Linked DNA regions of Homo sapiens: region 1 is linked to region 2. The links are chromatin contacts, found by Hi-C or POLR2A ChIA-PET in ENCODE. All regions are on one chromosome and are shown on one strand. The core of a region is the stretch at or near the end of the contact, and the rest is flanking DNA. Distances in the headings are between cores, read along the strand shown. Region 1 holds the start of ATP5MC1 (ATP synthase membrane subunit c locus 1). Region 2 overlaps KPNB1 (karyopherin subunit beta 1).

Region 1 (5,077 bases), core at 1,440-3,939, 1.2 Mb after region 2:
CACGTCATTGCACTCCAGCCTGGGTGACAGAGCAAGACTCTATCTCAAAAAGAAAAGAAAAGAAAAGAAAAGAAAAGAAAATGTTTTTCTGGCCAGGTGCAGGTAGCTCACATCTGTAATCCCAACACTTCCAGAGGCTGAAGTGGGAGGATCCTTGAGGCCAGGAGTTTGAGACCAGCCTGGACAACATAGCAAGATCCCACCTGTAGTCCTAGATACTTGGGAGAGTGAGGAGGGAGGGTTACTTGAGCCCAGGAGATTAAGGCTATAATAGTGAGGGATGATTGCACCACTGCACTCCAGCCTGGGCAACAGAGTGAGACCCTGTTTCTAAAAACAAAAAAATTATTAAAAAAAAAAAAGTTTTCTTAAGAGTCCAGACTTGTGAATTGCCAGATTAGTGTAATTTTTAAAATATGTTTCTATTATAAAGTACCCATACTCATAAAAATATAAATCAATTTATTACACCCTCTAGAATTCACTATTAATTTTCAACATTTTTTTCATTCTTTTTCCATGCATATTTTTTCACAATTCTATGCATAGTTTTGCATTATAAAATATTTCTCAATATAAAATCTTCTTCAAGGCCAGGCGCAGTGGCTCATGCCTGCAATCCCAGCACTTTAGAAGGCCAAGGCGAGCAGATCACTTGAGGTCAGGAATTCAAGACCAGCCTGACCAACATGGTGAAACCCCTTCTCTACTAAAAATACAAAAATTAGCCGGGCATGGTGGTGCGCGCCTGTAATCCCAGCTACTTGGGAGGCTGAGGCAGGAGAATTGCTTGAACCGGGGAGGCAAAGGTTGCAGTGAGCAGAGACCGCACCACCGCACTACAGTGTGTGAAACAGAGTGAGACTCCGTCTCAAAAAATAATAATAATAAAAATAAAATATTCTTCAAAAACATGGCCGGGCGCGCTGGCTCACGCCTGTAATCCCAACACTTTGGGAGGCTGAGGCGGGCGGATCACGAGGTCAGGAGATCGAGACCATCCCGGCTAACACGGTGAAACCCCGTCTCTACTAAAAATACAAAAAATTAGCCGGGCGTGGTGGCGGGCGCCTATAGTCCCAGCTACTCCGGAGGCTGAGGCAGGAGAATGGCGTGAACCCGGGAGGCGGAGCTTGCAGTGAGCCGAGATAGCGCCGCTGCACTCCAGCTTGGCAACAGAGCGAGACTCCGTCTCAAAAAAAACACATGATTTTATTTCCTGTTTTATTTCTGCTTATTTCATCAAGTGAAAATATCATAACTTATTTCACCTTTTACTGTCAGTGGAACATTTACTTGTTTCCAATTTCGACAAACTCTGCAAATGCACATCTTTTTAAAAGAATCTGCATTTCTGATTCTTCAAAATAAATTCCTAGAAGTGATATTACTGGATGAAAAGTGGATGGAGAGCTTAAAGGCTCTTAGTTACTCAAGAATTACTGGGTCAAAGAGGATGGCCCATTCACAGCCTTTGAATAAAAATAAATATTGCCAAACTGCTTTCAAGGAAGGTTTTCTAATTCATCCTCTCACCAGCAATATAGGAGAGCGTGTGGCTCACATTAATAAAAAGAACTCTGCTGTTTTGAGCAGTACTAAGCGGAGCGTTTAAACTTATATTTCTTTGATTAGGAAGGCTGACATTCGTTCCTGCAATTCATATTTCTTCCTTACTGAATTGCCTGTTCCTATCCTTTGCTCGTTTTTCTATAGGGATATTATTTCATTCTTTCAGTGTTGTTTTTACAAAATAAACAATTTTTTTGTTTGTTTTTTCCCCCGAGACGGAATCCTGCTCAGTTGCCCAGGCTGGAGTGCAGTGGCGCGATCTCGGCTCCCTGCAACCTCGGCCTCCCGGGTTCAAGCGATTCTCCTGCCTCAGCCTCCCAAGTAGCTGGGATTACAGGCACGCGCCACCACCATGCCCGGCTAATTTTTGTATTCTTAGTAGAGACGGGGTTTCACCATGCTGGTCAGGCTGATCTCGAACTCCTGACCTCAGGTGATCCGCCCGCCTCGGCCTCCCAAAGTGCTGGGATTACAGGCGTGAGCCACTGCACCCGGCCCAACAAATGTTTTAGAAAGCCATCTGGATGATAGTCCATGACTGCTGAACACCGGCTGAGGTCCACAAAACTGCGCTCACCGCTTGGGGACTTTCCAGCCGGCCTTTACTCTCCATGGAAAGCGGTCTTTCCACAAACCTCCACGGTGGGAATTACTGCAAAGGCATCGGCTCTCCCGGCCTAGAATATCTCGCGGGATCTCAGCTGTCCTTGGGCCCCCCCCCTCAGCGCAACTACCAATCCCAACATGCAACGCGCCCCGTGGCCCAAGCGCCCGAATGAAGGCTCGGGGCCAAAGTCATGTGTCTGACTGCGTCACACGTCCCGTCATCTCTCCCACGCCTTTTTCTTCAGCGTACACCTTGGTCGCCATCTTGTGCGCGAGGTTATGGAACCTCTGAGTCCCGCCAACTCTATGGTCGAGCGTTTCAGGGATCGGCCAATCGTAATCCAGATCTCGTAGGAAAGCCCCGCCTCTATCCGCATGGAGGCGGGAATTGCCACGAAGCTCCTGTGGAGGGAGAGGAAGCAGCTGCGGAAAGCCAATAAGAGTGGGGAATCGATGACGTCAACCAATGGGGACGCGGGGATATTACGGCCAATGAGAATGGAGAAGGTCCAGGACACGTGGGTGGGGGAAGCTGAGCGCTGAGACCAAGGGCTAAAGCTGGGAGGTGAGTCTGTCACCTTGAGCCGGGCGAGCGCTGTGGGCCAAGCAGGGGTTGCAGGGTAGTAGGAGTGCAGGTGACTTGGGGCCGGGAGCCAGCAATAGGCAGGGTTGTGGGCTGGGCAGTGTGGAGGGGTATTTCCCCCCAGTGCTGGGAGAGGCTATGGCAATCTAGATATGGCCTTATCAATGAATGTTAATTACCAACGGTAATGAACGATTGACTGCCTCGGCTGGGGCGGGTCGGGGACTGCTGTGTAAGATGGGCAGGATCCTGCGCGACACCTGCCCAGTATCCGCCTCCAGTCTTCCCGAGAGACCATTCCCTTTCGCAACATTTCCTTCCTGGGGCTTGGGCACATTTCCTTGACTTCCGATCTCCATGACTTTGCTTTGAAGACCCACTGCTCTGTCCCTCTGACCTCTAATGCCCTCCTCAGCTGGGGCACGGTGCAAGGAAGAGCGTGGTCTAGGGAGGACGGACGGGGGTGAAGGGGACGACCAAAGGTCGTCATTATAAGCAAACAACCAGGGTCTCAGTGGGATTATTATTACTATTTTTTCCCCCTCTGCAGACTGAAAAAATGCAGACCGCCGGGGCATTATTCATTTCTCCAGCTCTGGTAAGGTGCCGCGCCGCAGTGCTCTGTAGTACCAGGTGTATGGTGTGGACGCCATCAGTGTTTAATGAATGAACCCAGGGGAGCTTGGCGTCCTGATGATGTAGGCTCTTTGAGGTGGCTGTAGGATGTGATGAAGGTAACCCCTGTTTATCTGGGCCTGTGAACCAAGCTATCTTGGCTTTGGAATGTGGTCAGAGAGTCTGGATTTGATTTTTATCCCCAGTCTGTCCTGGCCATAGAGACAGCCCACTAAAACAGTGGTTTTCAACAGTGGCTGCACGTTAGAATCATCCAGGGAACTTTTTAAAATCCTGATGCCTAGGCTGCACCTTAGACCATTTGCATCAGACTTTGGGAATGGGGGTGGAACCCAGGCATCTGTATCTTTTAAGACTTCTCCAGATGATTCCACCGTGCAGCCAAGTTTGAGAACCACTGCACTAAAAATTATTTCAAAAAAGCCATGTTACAGATGGCTCTCCTTGGATGGCTATTCCAGTCGGTTTCCGGGGCTGACTGGCCCACTCCATTTAGGGTGTGTAGCTGTGAGTGTATTTTAGCAGAATAAAATTTCCCCCATCTGATTACTTGGTGATCTGGGTATAAACCTTTCCTGTACCTGCTTTGGTATTAGTGTGGGTTCTTGTTCCATTCTGAGAAGCTGATTAAAGCTGTGCCCAAAGAAGTGAACTTTGGTTTGGTTTTGAATGGTGAAGGTTGCCACTGCTGACTATATCAAGCTATTGAGACAGCTGTCTCTGGGGCAGGCCTATCTGATAGGAACAGGAATAAATTGACCTTGAAATACATTGAACTTATTCTGTTTATGAAATCTGTAGTCATTTTTGACAGCTCAGCAATTAGGATTTTTTTTCCTTGACTGATTTGGTAGGATGTGGCTTTCTGATTTTACAGATCCGCTGTTGTACCAGGGGTCTAATCAGGCCTGTGTCTGCCTCCTTCTTGAATAGCCCAGTGAATTCATCTAAACAGGTAAGGGAGGAATAGCTCTCTTAGGAATGTTCCCAAGGCCCAGGATGGTGGCTCACACCTGTAATCCCAGCTCTTTGAGAGGCTGAGGCGAGAGGATCACTTGAGCCCAGTTGTTCAAGACCAGCCTGGGCAACACAGTGAAACCCCATCTCTACAAAAAAAATAAAAAAATTAGCCATGTGTGGTGGCATGTGGCTGTAGTCCCAGTTACTCCAGGGCTGAGATGAGAGGATTGGTTAATCCCAGAGGTCGAGACTGCTGTGACTATGCCACTGCACTCCAGACTGGGTGACAGAGCAAGACCCTGACTCATAAAAACCCATTAATTAATTTTTTTTAAATCAAGGAATGTTCCCAGACAGGGGTCCTTCAGCTTAAGTTGCCTTTAGACCAAAGTGGGAGGAGAGTTGGAGAATCTGTATGCTTTAATAGTTCTAAGTCCCCCAAGGTAAGCCTTGTAGGTAAGAAACTTATAAAAGTGAGGTGTGCCTAACCCATGAAATTTCCCTAGTCCTGTCTGCTGTCTGACAACAGACTCTAAGACTAATTCCCAGCATACTCTGCAATCAGAGTATTCTGCATTTACCAGGCAGTTTGCCAACAGTTTCAGAGCTCAGGTGGGTGGGGTGAAGGAGGTAGAGTCAGCCACCTGTCCTTATGCCATACTATCTCTCTGCTATCTCGCCTGCCTTGCTTCTCTTTCTAGCCTTCCTACAGCAACTTCC
Region 2 (5,033 bases), core at 915-3,414:
GGTACCAAAATCCTCAGATGTTCAAGTCTGTTACATAAAATGGTGTAGTATTTGCATATAACCTATGCACATCCTCCCATATACTTTAAATCATCTCTAGAATACTTACAATACCTAATTCAATGTAAATGCTATATTAATAGTTGGTATACTGTATTAAGGGAATGATGACAAGAAAAAAAGGTGTACATGCACCTTTTGGTGCAGTACAGATGCAACCATCCATTTTTTTTCCTCTAAATATTTTCAATCCATAGTTGTTTGAATCCACAGATGTGGAACCCATGGCTGCAGAGGGCTGACTGTATATTCATTGCACTTCTCTGCTTGTTACAGGACCCAGAGCAGCTACAAGATAAATCCAATGAGATTCTGACTGCCATAATCCAGGGGATGAGGAAAGAAGAGCCTAGTAATAATGTGAAGCTAGCTGCTACGAATGCACTCCTGAACTCATTGGAGTTCACCAAAGCAAACTTTGATAAAGAGGTAAGTTTTTTGACAATAAGGTATAGATTCAGACAGTAAGGGATGAAAGAGTTGAATGAAAGTTTTTTGTTTTGTTTTCTTAAGTTTATGGTTTAGAAAGTACCACCTACTTAAAAGTATTTGTTTCCAGTTTAGTCGAGTTCGTATTGTGTGAGATATCCCCATGGAGTGTTTGCCGTTTCTCATCATGCTTTTGGAAATAAAGTGTTTCTAAGCTTAGGTTTTTCCTTTTGCAGTCCAAAGTGTGGAATGTTGTTGGGTTTTTTTAAATTATAGGGCATGGTGGTGCATACTGGTACTCCAGCTACTTCAGAGGCTAAGGCGGGAGGATTGCTTGAGTCCAGTTATTCAAGGCCAGCCTGGGCAACAAAGTCAGATATCGTCCCTTAAAAAAAAGAAAGGAATAGGCTGGGCGATGTGGCTTAAGCCTGTAATCCCAGCACTTTGGGAGGCTGAGGCGGGTGGATCATCAGGTCAGGAGTTTGAGACCAGCCTGACGAACATGGTGAAACCCCATCTCTACTAAAAATACAAAAAAATTAGCCGGGTGTGGTGGCGTGCGCCTGTAATCCCAGCTACTCAGGAGGCTGAGGCAGGAGAATCACTTGAACCTGGGAGGCAGAGGTTGCAGTGAGCCGAGATTGCAGCACTGTATTCCAGCCTGGGCGACAGAGCAAGACTGTCTCAAAAAAAATAAAAAATAAAAAAAATAAAAGAAAGAAATTATGGTATGTACTATATATGTTGGTTTACTTTGGTTTCTTTTAAGATTGTGTGAATCTTTTGCCTTGTACTAAAGATTTTGTGGAGGCCGGGTGCTGGGGCTCACATCCAGTAATCCCAACACTTTGGGCCACCAAGGCAAGAGGATCACTTGAAGCCAGGAGTTTGAGACTAGCCTGTGCAACGTAACAAAACCCTGTCTCTAAAAAAATTTCTGTGGAGAAGAACAACTGAGTTGTTAACCAGTTTTGTGAGCTCTTGTGTTTACAGGGCTTATAATGGAAAAAAAATAATGAAAAATGAAATAAATAAAAATTATAGCAATTGGTCTGTTTCATACCACCTTAGGAAGGTGTTTTTAAGAAACAGGATATATAGCCAGGTGCTTTGGCACATGCCTGTAATCCCAGCTACTTGGGAAGCTGAGGTGGGAGGATCACTTGAGCCTGGGAGTTCAAGGCTCAAGATTTCACCACTGTACTTCAGCCTGGGCAACAGTGCAAGACTCTGTCTCCAAAAAAAAAAAATATATATATATGTATATGTATGTGTATGTATAATATATATGTAAACATTTTGGCTGAAAATGCAATGAATAACATAAAATTTACCATCTTAAATCATTTTTAAATGTATAGTTAGTTAAGTAGATTCACATTGCTGTGGAAACAATCTCCAGAACTTTTTCATCTTGCAAAACTGAAACTGTACATACTGAACAACAACTCCTCATTTCCCCCTTTCTCAGCCACTGGTAACGACCATTTTACTTTCAGTTTCTATGTATTTTACTACTCTAACGAAATACCTTACGTAAGTGGAATCATATTTGTCTTTTTGCGACTGGTTTGTTTTACTTAGTATGATGTCCTCGAGATTCATCTAAGGGGTAGCATTTGTCAAAATTGGCTTTTTAAGGGTGATTAATATTCCATTATATGTATATGCCACATTTTGTTTATCTAGTCTTCCATCCATGGCCATTTGGTTTGCATCCACCTTTTGGCTATTGTGGGTAATGCTGCTATGAACATGGGCATGCATGTGTATCTTTGAGACTCTGCTTTCAGTTCTTTAGGGTAAATACCGACAAGTAAAATTGCCAGGGTCATGGTCTGAAAGTATTTCTGTATATATGTTTGTTGACACTTCAGCTGGGTTTTTACCATTTCTTGACTTTGGAAAGGTCTGAAACCCCAGAGCAAATGGCAATTCTAATTGATTAGAAAACTGGATTTTTCCTTAATAGATTTTGGAAGATTTAGGAGGGTAGCACATAAAGTTCATTCTCCCTTTTCTCACCACATTTGATGTGAATTTGCTACCTCTCAGAAAACAAATTTGGTCTCTGAAATAAAGCAGATGTTTTGAATTCTCTTATATAAGGAAACTGATTTTCCTACATGTAAATTTTTATCTTTTAACCATTTTTATTTAAAACTTGTGACCTACATTTTTCTGTTTCCTCCCTGAAGTCTTTGTTAGTGGTCATTTTGGAGATTAAAAGATTAGGGACCTCATTGGAGGGCAAGTCACATAGCAGACACCGAAGGTAAACTCTTTATAGCCTTTATAGTGCTGTACCATCTCAAGGGAGAGTGGCTTGATTGTACCAGGCAGGGCTGTGTGGGGCCCTGAGGGGGAGTGAGAGGTTTTCCTTGTAGAGGGAGTCTGGAAATCTTCCTACGTACAGGTTATGCTCTCCTAATTCTCTTTATTTTTATTCCTCCTACAGTCTGAAAGGCACTTTATTATGCAGGTGGTCTGTGAAGCCACACAGTGTCCAGATACGAGGGTAAGTGTGAGGTTATATGAAAAATCTGTCTTACATCTTTCTTAGGAAATGTCAAATCTAATATAAGTTTGAAATACTGGGAATCAGTTGACTTCAGCAATAAGGTTTGATTAATATTGTTACTAATAATTAATATTCTGGCTGGGCATGGTGGCTCACACCTGTAATCCCAGCACTTAGGGAGGCCATGGCAGGCAGTTCACCTGAGGTTAGGAGTTTCATACCAGTCTGGCCAACATGGTGAAACCCTGTCTCTACTAAAAATAAAAAAAAATTAGCTGGGTGTGGTGGCACGTGCCTGTAGTCCCAGCTGCTGGGGAGGCTGAGGTACAAGAATCGCTTGAACCTGGGAGGTGGAGGTTGCAGTGAGCCAAGATCATGCCACTGCAAACAGACTCCATCTCAAAAAATAATAATGATAATTAATAAAAACATTAGAGAAGAGGGAAGAATTGTCATGGAAGTTGCCATCCTCTTAAAAAAGGTTTAAGGTGCCAGTGTGGTGGCTCACACTATAATCCCAGCAATTTGGGAGGCCAAAGCAGGAGGATCACTGAGGTCAGGAGTTGGAGACCAAACTGGGCAACATAGTGACACCATCTCTACTAAAAAATATGTATACACAAATAAACAGTTAAGGGAGAAAAGGTTTTCGATCAGCTTCGCTACTTCATTGCCGTAGGTTATTCAAGCCATTTCTACTAAAAAATATATATACACAAACAGTTAAGGGAGAAAAGGTTTTTGATCAGCTTTGCTACTTTATTGCCATAGGTTATTCAAGTGATTGTTTTCCCCTGTAGCCATTAAAGCAGCTTTGCTATTGCTATACCCAAAACCTGACCCTTCAAGAAGATAGAAGTAATATCTTCAGTCTGAATAGTATTAGTGAATTTAGCCGTACCATGGGTTCCACACGCACCTTTAATGCAAAAAAAAAGACTGAGGCCAGGCGCGGTGGCTTACGCCTGTAATCCCAACACTTTACAGGCGCATGTCTGTAATCCAGCTACTCAGGAGGCTGAGGCAGGAGAATTGCTTGAACCCGGGAGGCGGAGGTTGTAGTGAGCTGAGATCACACCACTGCACTCCAGCCTGGGAGACTCCATCTCAAAAAAAAAAAGGACTGGCTGTGGTGGCTCACACCTATAATACCAGCACTTTGGGAGACCGAGGCCAGAGGATCACTTGAGCCCAGGAGTTGGAGACCAGTCTGGGCAACATGGCGAAACTCCATGTCCACAAAGATTAGCTGTGCGTGATGGGGCGAGCCTGTAGTCCTAGCTACGTGGGAGGCTGAAGTGGGAGGATTGCTTGAGCCTGGTGGTTGAGGCTGCAGTGAGCCGTGATCATGGCCACTATACTTGCACCAGGGCGACAGAGCAAGAAGACTGTCTCAAAAAAAAAAAAAAGAGAAAAATGGCCGGGCGCAGTGGCTCACACCTTTAATCCTAGCACTTTAGGTGGCCGAGGTGAGTGGATTGTCTGAGCTCAGGAGTTCGAGATGAGCCTGGTCAACATAGCAAAACCCCGTCTCTACTAAAAATACAAAAAATTAGCCGGGCATGGTGGCGGGCACCTGTAGTCCCAGCTACTTGGAAGGCTGAGGCACGAGAATTGCTTGAATCGGGGAGGCAGAGGTTGCAGTGAGCCAAGATCATGCCACTGCACTCCAGCCTGGGCAACAGGAGCGGAACTCTGTCCCTTCCCCGAAAAAGAGAGACAAAATGGGAAAATAAAGGAACAGATAATGAGGGAATTAAAGGGAGAGAATGAATTTTAGGGAAATGATAACGTATCCCATATTTACCTCAATTAATCCTTAGGATTATTGGCCCATTTGAGTGAATCTAACTTTGTCAGATTGCGTTGTTATTTTAGTAAACTATCTGATCTGCTGTTCATAAAAGGTACGAGTGGCTGCTTTACAGAATCTGGTGAAGATAATGTCCTTATATTATCAGTACATGGAGACATATATGGGTCCTGCTCTTTTTGCAGTAAGTATTTCTATTTATGTGATTTG

Evidence for each region. A loop is a pair of places that touch in the nucleus more often than their neighbours do. ChIA-PET counts read pairs that join two places held with the same protein, here RNA polymerase II (POLR2A). Pooled maps may share reads with other maps.
Region 1: a pooled map shows a loop between it and region 2 (8-fold over the local background). The contact joins the promoter of ATP5MC1 here to the enhancer-like site in region 2. A Hi-C loop is called at or near these places in 2 of 50 pooled maps. POLR2A ChIA-PET finds 5 or more read pairs at or near these places in 2 of 52 experiments (GM10248 and WTC11).

Annotation. Positions count from the first base shown.
Region 1 is chr17:48,890,098-48,895,174 of GRCh38, forward strand. It overlaps ATP5MC1 (ATP synthase membrane subunit c locus 1), which reads left to right and starts at 2,690. Exons shown (of 5, transcript NM_005175.3): 1 at 2,690-2,813; 2 at 3,312-3,359; 3 at 4,275-4,352; 4 at 5,059-5,077. The coding sequence starts at 3,321. LOC105371814 (a long non-coding RNA gene) reads right to left here. Exons shown (of 4, transcript NR_135674.1): 2 at 2,150-2,580. RefSeq lists enhancers at 1,506-2,485, 2,123-2,582, 2,593-2,712, 3,293-3,402, 3,443-3,492.
Region 2 is chr17:47,658,172-47,663,204 of GRCh38, forward strand. KPNB1 (karyopherin subunit beta 1) reads left to right here. Exons shown (of 22, transcript NM_002265.6): 5 at 337-489; 6 at 2,948-3,007; 7 at 4,918-5,007. Among named protein-coding and RNA genes, the nearest start is that of KPNB1, 11 kb to the left of the region's middle. RefSeq lists an enhancer at 1,987-2,136. Within about 2 kb of position 2,165, at least 7 of the 41 ENCODE cell types and tissues checked have a DNase peak (open chromatin) inside an H3K27ac peak, as active enhancers do.